Linked DNA regions of Homo sapiens: regions 1 and 2 are each linked to region 3. Evidence: chromatin contacts called from ENCODE Hi-C or POLR2A ChIA-PET data. All regions are on one chromosome and are shown on one strand. The core of a region is the stretch at or near the end of the contact, and the rest is flanking DNA. Distances in the headings are between cores, read along the strand shown. Region 1 overlaps JAZF1 (JAZF zinc finger 1). Region 2 overlaps CREB5 (cAMP responsive element binding protein 5). Region 3 has its middle 110 kb from the start of JAZF1.

Region 1 (3,022 bases), core at 508-3,007, 140 kb after region 3:
ATTTCACGTCCATAAATAAAGTTTTATTGGAACACAGTCATACTCCTTATTTTTATACCGTCTGTGACTGCTTTTGTGCTGCAATGGCAGAGTTGAATAATTGTGATAGAGCTGATAGGGCCCACAAAGCCAAAAATATTCACTGTCTGGCTCTTTACAAAGGAACTTTGCCACCTTCTACTCTAGGCTGTGGTCCTGACTCAGTGCTTGAGGCCAGCCTCCTCTCACTTTGTCTGCTTATCAGCCTGTGGGAAGAGGGACTTAGTGGGCACACCTAGCTGTGGGGGTGCTGAGGAGATCAGTCTGCAGCTGGGCAGCCATTTGCCCAGCAGACACTCTGGAGGTTCTGCTATTAAAAGGAAGGAGAGAGGAGATTGAGTTACATTGAGCAGACCACCACAGGGGCTGTGTGCATGCACATGTATGTATGCTTTCAGAATCCACTGTGGTTGGTTGAAGGATATCGAAGGTCATCTTAATGGATATTGAAGACTGTCTTTATTTATACGTAGTATGGAGTCCGGTATAAACAAATATGGGAAATGTAGCATATGATGGAAGAGAAGGTATTTATCTGCCCTTTGATTCATGCATTCATTCAATGACTGTCTCATAAGAATGATTTCCCCCCTTGCTTGGTAGTGTTCTAGTTCTAGGATCTGAATTTAAATTTCTTGGTGACGTACTCTTGCTTATAGAGCAGTGGTCTCCAAGAGTGGTCTCTGGACAAGCAGCAGCAGTATTTTCTGGATTATTGTATTAGATGTGCAGATTCTCAACACTGTGTCCTCTTGCCCCACACCTACGAAATCAGAAACTATGGGGCTGAGACCCAGCAATTTGTGTTTCAACAAATTCCCAGGTAATTTCAATACACTCTTGGGAACCTCTGCTGTAGAAGATGTAGCGTTAATTCATAACTATAATGAGCGAATGGTCTTCTCTCTTCACTGAATGAACATTTTGTGCTTTCTGGGGAATCAACAAACATTTTCTCCACTTACCTAAACTTCTTATCAATAGTCTCTTGTACTCAGAAAATGTACACAAGTCAAAATAGACAAATCATATTTTGGCTCCACATTTATTCTAGCAGACAGTGGCAGACTCTGCCAAAGCCACGAAGTGACTCCCCATGCAATTGGCCAGGTGACCACCACCACCACACAGAGCAATCTCAGTCCTTGACTGGTTCCTCTGTGTGAAAAGGGGCCTCTACAGCCTTGACCCAGTGACTTTCAGATTCTGAGGAAAACAGACGCTTGATGCCTGTCCAAAGTAAACAGAGCCAAGAGAACCTTTCACAAGCCTGGTTAAGGATCGATGGTTCCACCCAAATGATTTAGATGATTTGGTGTTTAAGTATGTTGTTGCATAACTCTTGGCAGCCAGAGATACCAGTGTGCTGGAGTGAGTGGCAATTTGGATTGAATGAATAAGGTATCTATCAAGGGTGTATGTATATGTACATACCAGCTACTGTGATTTGGACATTACCTACATTAGCTTATGTAACCTCATAGACACCTTATCAGGTAGGTACCCTTATACCCTTAAGATAATTTTCCAGATCAAAAAGCAGAGGCATTGTGAGGTTAATTTGCACAAGATCATCTTCCCAGGAAGAAGCAGGGTTAGAATTTGGACCCAGGTATTTGGTTCCTATACTTCCCATGTGCGCGTGCACACACACACAGACACACACATACATTCTGTGCTGTCACAGCCTAGATGTGGTTGTTTCTCTTGGTCTCTTCTGCATGGGTCATTTCTTGTATGATAATTCTGAATTTAGGTGGAGGTTGTAGTTGCTGAATGGGCATGGGTGGCCAGGCCCTCCATACTGTGTTCAGTACCTTTGATGATTAACTCTGAAAGGGAAGAAAGGATTACTTAGTGCAGGCCAGAGAGCTGTAAAAGGTTCCTAAATTACTCATTTCCCCTCTGAATTTCTCCTCTTGCCTCGAAAACTAAAACACACTTTATAGGGGAAGAATGAAGACCGTATAACTCTGTGGCAGCACAGTTTGGTAATTAATGGACTTGTGCCTCTATCAGAAGAGTGATGTATTATTCCAGAGCCCTGTAGAATGAGTTAAACTGAGAGTGAATTATTTGGTTTGACTGATGTGTACAGTAACTGAAGATAGTTTATTAGTGGGCCAGGTTTTAATCTTCTCTCAAAATGAGTTCTCCTCATATTCTGCACAACTGCCCAGTCTCTTTCATGCCCTGAAATTGAGTAAAAGGAGAAGGTGCTAAAATGGTTGAAACAAGAAGTGAAACCTTCTGTTTCATCATATGTTCCAGAAAATATACAGTGTGTTTTTACTGCAGCCTCCTTTCCATCCCCCCTCCCAATCATTTTCATTAGTGACTGATGTGATTGCAGAGTGGTTTGGTGGGGAAAAGTACTTGCAACCAAATTTAGTAAACCGCAAGCCAATTTTATTTTTAGTTTTAGTGAGCAAGGGCAGATAGCAATTGCAAATATCTTACTGTATCTACTTCTAAGCTTTTACTTTTCTTTTTTTTTAATGTTTTGCCTTTTTCTCTCCCTAGTATGTTTTGTCTATTTTGAATATAATTGTTTTTAGGAGAAAAGGCCATTTTTTCCTTCTATCATTGAGAGCCCCCTTTTTTTTTCAATATTGTAGGCATCATCTTAGTAGGAAATAGAATATATTTATAATCAATGATGTTACAGAAATTTTGAAACTGAGAAATTAAGTACCATAATTAATAAAAGGTAGGAATAGGGAATCATAAATAATTATTTAGTATTAATTGTCAGCAGCAGCCTAAGGTTGCTCAGTGATAGATTAATAAGATCAAGCAGAAAAATAAAGGATCCCATTGGCCAGAGAATGTGAGTGGAATTCCTTTTTCACCTGTATGGCACAATGGTTGGCATTCAAGAGACATTCAGTAAATGTGGTTTGGTTAGTTAGTTGGTTGATTGTTGAATAAATGTTTGAGTCCTGCACTCACTCCAGAACATCAGACTATTGGATATGAGGTT
Region 2 (3,015 bases), core at 108-2,607, 190 kb before region 3:
CTGGAAAACAGGAGCACCTTGAGTCAGTCACACTGTATGACACTCCACATCAATCCTGCTTTCTTCCTAGGAACAAATGTTGTTTATTAATTATATTAGTTAAGGCCATGGCCAATTTGCACTTCGTGTTTCTGAAACAAAGCAAATATTTATCTCAATACATCTGTCAGAAGGGCAAGGGGACACACACAATAATAACCCAACACACATTCACCAAAAACACACTCTCGATTTATTTTCTTCAAAGATGCCTGGTTCTACTTTCAAAGCAAGGATGCAGGTAGGTTATCCCCACATGTGGCTAGCTGTTGGGAAGGAATTGCATATGCAATTTGGAGCTAAGAATTTCTTTCTTTGGGAGGGATATTGCATCTTTCATTATCTTATTTGCTCATCTGCAAAACAGTGCCATTGTAGTAAAACACTGTAGAACAGGACCATTCAAAGAGGTATTATGTGAAAACATAACTATTGGAAGCTAACTGTAAATTAAGAGAAAAGTAAGTCCTCTGGATTTCAAATATATCTTTATTTTTCAAACCTGAATATTGTAACTTTCCACAGAAAAATAAACACCTTGAATTTCAGTCCAAGAAAATCAATTACTTTGTGTTTGTCTTGGTATCTTTCTGTGTGTCTGTGTGTGTCTCTCTCTCTTTCTGTGGGCATCTTCCCTCTGTCTCTTTGCATGTCTATTTCTCCATGTGTGCCTTTCTCTCCTCTCTTTGTGTGTTTGTCTCCTTATGTCTGTCTGTCTGTCTCACACAGACACATGCATATACTCATTTTATCAGTAGTGTTCTTACCAGCGTTACTGGTGAAAGGATCTTGTGGTCTTGTTTCCTGTTGCAGTGTTATTCTTGAAGCGGGCTGCAGTCAGAATCTGAATTTCATTGGGCTATTATTATTTGCAGCTGTGTGACCTTTTTAACCCTGCTTTAAAAGTGACATTTCAGCCCTCAAGCTTGAAACGCCTGAATGCTACAAGGTTTTCAAACCAGAGATTTACACAGGGAACAAGACCAAGAGTGGGGCTGTACCTTATAAGTGAACATTTCACCAGAACTTGGCGTGAAGAGGGTGTGTTCCTGGGCAGTTTAGAGCCAGTAGTCTCCCCCAGAAGGCCTGAACTTGACACATAACACTGCGGTTAAATATTACTATTCTGTTCAAACCAGAAGAATATCCCTGTTCTTCAAAGATATTTGCCATCCCCTGGTATCCCAAAAGCTCAGAATCCTACAACCTGAATCACAGCCCCCTTTGGGATTGCGTCACACTTTATATTATGCTTAGAGGCTGTCAGAAGTTCCCTTCCAATGAGGCCCACTGCTCCCAGGAGGAAGGATTTCCAAACAGCTTTTGTCTCTGGAAACTAACCCGGGTCTTACTTCCCAGAGGGGGCCGTAACAGGAGAGAGTGCTGGGGGCTCACGTCCTCTCACGTACTTCTGCAGAGGTTTGTGGTTTTATTTATGTGGCGTTTATGCTGTGTATAGGAAAACATTCCAGTGGGATTGGGTTTTCATATGTTAGATTCCTCTTTCTTTCTTTTTTTTAAATTTTCCATATGTTTCTTTAGATAGGAGGTCTTTGTTCAAAGTTACTGGCTAATTCTGATTTTTGTTTCACATAATCCTGTCTTATAGCTTTCCTCTCTATGGGTTCAATAGTTCAGAACATACTTGGTAATAAGCACTTGTGTGAAGCATGAGAGGTGCAATGTTGAGTAAGTCGCTGAATGCGTATGAACCGCATTTAGGTCCTTGTCCCCTTGTTACCATGCAGTACAATATACTTTCTTGCAGAAGACATCACATCTCTAAAACAAAAGTTTATTTGACATGTGTGTGGTTAACAAAATACAAGTGTAGAGATTCTTAGGTTTTGAAGGAAATATTGAATGTAACCAAATAATTTAGCTTGTTTCTAATGGGACTAAACATATAACCTCAGAAAACATGCTGACTGGTGGCAAACTCTCTTCCTTTTTACCTGCTCTCACTGTGCACAAAAAGGAAAGAAAACAAAAAAGAAAAATTAGAACAAAACATAGCCAAGGTTTAGGTCGACCCTGTCATCTCTATTTTTCCAGAAAAGAAAGTATTTCATTGTCATTTAAAATAACTGCCCCCATGAACTCCTGAGAGAAAAGACTATGATAGCAACGAAATTCAGTGCAAAACTGGATCTATTCTTCATACTGGTGGAAAGCAGCTTGCCTTTTGGAAAATCTAAGAAAAAGGTCAGCAGTATAGTTTTCTCTTCTCCCTTTGTGCCCTACTACAGTAAAATTTGCCTCTTTAGAATTGGAACACGTTCCCAAATGGTACTACTCTGCCTCTAGATAGATACTTTTTAATGCAGTTTGAGTGCATTTGATTTTTAAACAATTTTCATGTAAAATAAATATCTTTAAATATTCTTAAGAGTCACAACTTTTTAGTCTAGTCTTAGTTTTCTTTTCACACATGCAGATGATTTTTATTGGATAATGTGGGGGGGGGGAGGTTTTGGATTTTTATTCTAGATAAGTATCTATATCTTCAGCAACAATATACATTTGGTCCACCCAATGTACGGGCTGAAGTCATACTCAAAACATCTGAAAATGTGTCTTTTTCTGCATGAATGTGAGCTACCACATGTGAGACTGCATCAAGCCCAGTGATGCCCAAGCCAGACCACTCTGCTTTCGGCGAAACCAGGAAGAGACTATTTCATCTTACTATTAACTCCTATGATTACCACTACTGACTTCCTCTTGAAAGACATTTGAGAATGATGGTATCATACTGGGTGCTTTTTTCCCACGACCCCAGCAGAAAGCTGGGGCATTCCCAGGTTGTATTCTAAAGTAGCCAGCAGTTGTGTTCTGAGCCTGAGACAGCTCACGATGTCCGTTGAACACAGGGTAAAAATATACCGAAGCCTTGATTCAGATTCCTCACACATTCTGCTTCAAATGTCAAGTGTGTGAACATTTGACAGTACTAGGAGGTCACTTAAAGGCCAT
Region 3 (3,069 bases), core at 121-2,620:
CCCCTGTCGCTATGCTAGTGTATAAGAAAGGTGACATTTATGCAAAGTTATCCATTGCACTTTGCTTGTAAAAATCAAGGCAGGAAACAAATCCAACCATAGAGAACAAGTTAAATAAATCATGGTACATCTATGCAATGGAATACTAGGGGATCATTAAAAAGAACAGGAACATTTCTCTTTGTGCTGCTATAAAAGAATCTCCAATAAATATTATTATTTGGAAAGCACATGTATATAGTATGTCACTATTCATATTAAAATAAAATAAAAAACAAATATTCTTTATGTTTTTGCTTGTTTATGCATTTCATATCTCTGGAAGGACATAAAAGAAAACTGGGGACCGTGGACACCTATGGGGACTGGAATGGCACCTGAGGGACTGGGATGGGATGGAGGATTTTTACTGTGTATCCTTTGTACTTTCCTAGTTTTTGTAACCTGTGACTATGTTACCTATCATTTTATTCATTGTTTTAAAAAGAGGTATCCATCCTGATACTGGCCTAAATTACCAAGAGAACTGGCATCCACATTCAATTGCTAAGACTACAGTTTTGGGTTAAATAAATTTTTCAAGTTGATTTTTTCCACACTGTTGTCAAGACAACCTTCCCTTTCTCCACAATATTGAGAGAATTAGGTGTCAACCTGGCATCTAGACAGAAATAGCTGCTTAATTCCAAACATGGATGGGTTAGGAAGGCCAGAAAGTTATTGTTCTTATAGATTCATGTAACACCTTGTAAATACTTTTTGCCCAGTGGGGGTTCAATAAATGTTGCTGACTCATCGGTCACAGGGAAGCAATATTAACTCAGAAGGACTAACTGAAGTCATTTAATCAGAAAATCAATTTCATTTTCCTTGTCATGGGGAAAATATTTCTGCTAAGTCAAGAAAAATGTAGAGTTAATTATTTTGTGTCAAGGAGTCAAATGGAAAGCCAGGAGTTAAAGTGTTGAGAACAAAACAGTTGCAAATCAATTTGCTTTGCATTACAGTTGGCAGTCTTGGGCACACTTAGCCACATATGGAAGACATGTTTACTATTTCAAGAATATAGTATCACTTTACAGTGCTTAGTATTCAAAGTCCCACATTGTATTGCTTTTTTGTAATTTTTGAGCAATTTCTGTGCCAACATTTGGCACAAGGGGTACTAGAACCCTACAATAATTGCAAACTTGCTTCCCTCCCTCTAAGCTTTACTTCTTGTGGCCCTAAGACCATGATTGTATCAGATATTAATCTAAAACCCAACCACCAAATGGATTTTATTGAAGCTGCTGTAATTCCACCACCAGAAAACATGACAAATAGCCAACCTGTCACTGAAGATTTATGTTTGGTTTTGAAACCCATTATCTTTCAGGAAATATTGCCTAGTATGATTCACTGAGTAGCAGCAGTTTCATATAGCCCAAGGTTTTTCGATATTGATTTCACGGCATCGTTATTGCAAATCAGAGTGTCTGTGCTTTGCTCGAATCACACGATTGAAACCAGTCAGCTTCAGGGATCATTAGCAAAAGTAAATGTACCCTGCAATACTAAGAATCTCAGACAGAGCTTCTACATGCTGGGAATAATGCCGCCTACATTTCCCCCTCTGTTGAAGGTAAATTCAAGAAGGGGAAATGTGTTGCTTTGACTAAATTGACGGAACAGCTGAATGCACGCTGCTTTTCACTGCTGGTAAATGAAATGGAACCACTTCAGATCTATGCAATATTGGAGCCTGAAGGGGCCTTAAAGATCCTCTAGTCCCAAACTCTCCCTTAACATAAACCAAGGCTCAAAGAGGTAAAGTGGCTTCATACCAATGCTCTGCCACTCCGCCATGTCTAACAGCCCTGCCCATAACCAATGTAGTGAGGGCATGGTGTGGAAAGGAGGCAACTCAAGGGACCATGAGCACAAATCACTCAGGGCCATGGTTCTGTCACGTCTCCCTTTCTGTTTCACTTGGGGGAATCCTCTTGATTAGTTAGGTGAGGGCATTAAACACTCTTGTAATGATGAAAAGCTCAGGGCCTTGCAATTTGGGGTGAGATGAGGGAAGTGAAGGCAGGGGACAGTGGTAGAGGGTGTTCAAAATTACCTTTACAGACCATTTCAGCAGACTGTTATTAATCAATATACTGCAGCCAAGGCACAAACTCTTACCATCGCCAAGTGGGTGTCCTAGCTGCCTGTTCCTTTCTCATTTAATTTTCTGAGTTTGGGAATCTAACTTTCTTTCTCTGTTCTCACTTTACTAAAACTTCTCTTCAGCATTAGACACAGCTCCTCCTTCTTAAAATACTTTCCCCTCTTTGTCCTTAACCCTACAATCTACTAGTTTTCCTTCTATCCCACAGGCAGTTCAATGTCAATCAGATTTTCTCTCTGTCCCTGACCTCTCATTTCCTCTCACCCACTTTCTCTACTTCATGGCTAATAGGTATCTCATACTTGACATGCGCAAAAAAGGACTCATCATTTATTTTCTGCCACCACATATTTTTCCCCCACCTCACCCTCTGAATGAAAACAATTCAGAGAACCGTAGTCTAAGCCCCCAAGTGTGTCTCATTCCTGAACAAATGGGAGAGGAGGAGTATGCAGAAGTCACCAGCTGCCTGGCCCCCACTGGGGTGAAAGCTTTGATTCCTCGGGGAGTCAGCATTGGCCTTCAAAGGCAAATCACAGTCTGCAATGTCAACTATTTGCTGAATGTGGCACGTTTGTAATGCAAACTCAGTCTGGCCTGATTTGGGTCAAGAAATAGCTCCAGTTCATGAAAGCATGAGACCTCCCAGCACTAAGTCAAGGAGCAAATCAGCTATTTCTTAGTTAATGAAAAATTCCTTCCCAAAAAGCAATAGGTGAGTAGAGTCATTATTGATGTGGAAAGCCAGGGGGATGGGGTAGCAGAAGCAGATTGACAGAGGAAAAACCTCATTTAAAAAACACTATCCCAGCCTGGGCAACATAGGGCAAACTTGTCTCTACAAAAAAAAAAAAAAAAAAAAAACAATAAAAATTAGTCAGGCATGGTGGCACACACCTTTAGTCGTAGCT

Evidence for each region. A loop is a pair of places that touch in the nucleus more often than their neighbours do. ChIA-PET counts read pairs that join two places held with the same protein, here RNA polymerase II (POLR2A). Pooled maps may share reads with other maps.
Region 1: a pooled map shows a loop between it and region 3 (12-fold over the local background). The contact joins two enhancer-like sites. A Hi-C loop is called at or near these places in 2 of 37 single-sample maps with no recorded cell type and 13 of 50 pooled maps. POLR2A ChIA-PET finds 5 or more read pairs at or near these places in 2 of 52 experiments (activated CD4-positive, alpha-beta T cell and activated CD4-positive, alpha-beta memory T cell).
Region 2: a loop to region 3 is called in a map of heart right ventricle, with 6 times the contacts of the local background. The contact joins two enhancer-like sites. A Hi-C loop is called at or near these places in 1 of 168 maps with a recorded cell type or tissue (heart right ventricle), 2 of 37 single-sample maps with no recorded cell type and 3 of 50 pooled maps. POLR2A ChIA-PET finds 5 or more read pairs at or near these places in 1 of 52 experiments (GM12878).

What each region holds. Positions count from the first base shown.
Region 1 is chr7:28,154,454-28,157,475 of GRCh38, reverse strand. The region is part of intron 1 of JAZF1 (JAZF zinc finger 1); the gene reads left to right. Among named protein-coding and RNA genes, the nearest start is that of JAZF1-AS1, 24 kb to the left of the region's middle. Within about 2 kb of position 1,757, at least 3 of the 41 ENCODE cell types and tissues checked have a DNase peak (open chromatin) inside an H3K27ac peak, as active enhancers do.
Region 2 is chr7:28,479,518-28,482,532 of GRCh38, reverse strand. All of the region lies in intron 1 of CREB5 (cAMP responsive element binding protein 5), which reads right to left. Among named protein-coding and RNA genes, the nearest start is that of CREB5, 69 kb to the right of the region's middle. Within about 2 kb of position 1,357, at least 2 of the 41 ENCODE cell types and tissues checked have a DNase peak (open chromatin) inside an H3K27ac peak, as active enhancers do.
Region 3 is chr7:28,291,354-28,294,422 of GRCh38, reverse strand. No RefSeq gene overlaps it. Among named protein-coding and RNA genes, the nearest start is that of JAZF1, 110 kb to the right of the region's middle. RefSeq lists enhancers at 716-1,681, 1,682-2,649, 2,650-3,069 and a silencer at 2,559-2,853. Within about 2 kb of position 1,370, at least 2 of the 41 ENCODE cell types and tissues checked have a DNase peak (open chromatin) inside an H3K27ac peak, as active enhancers do.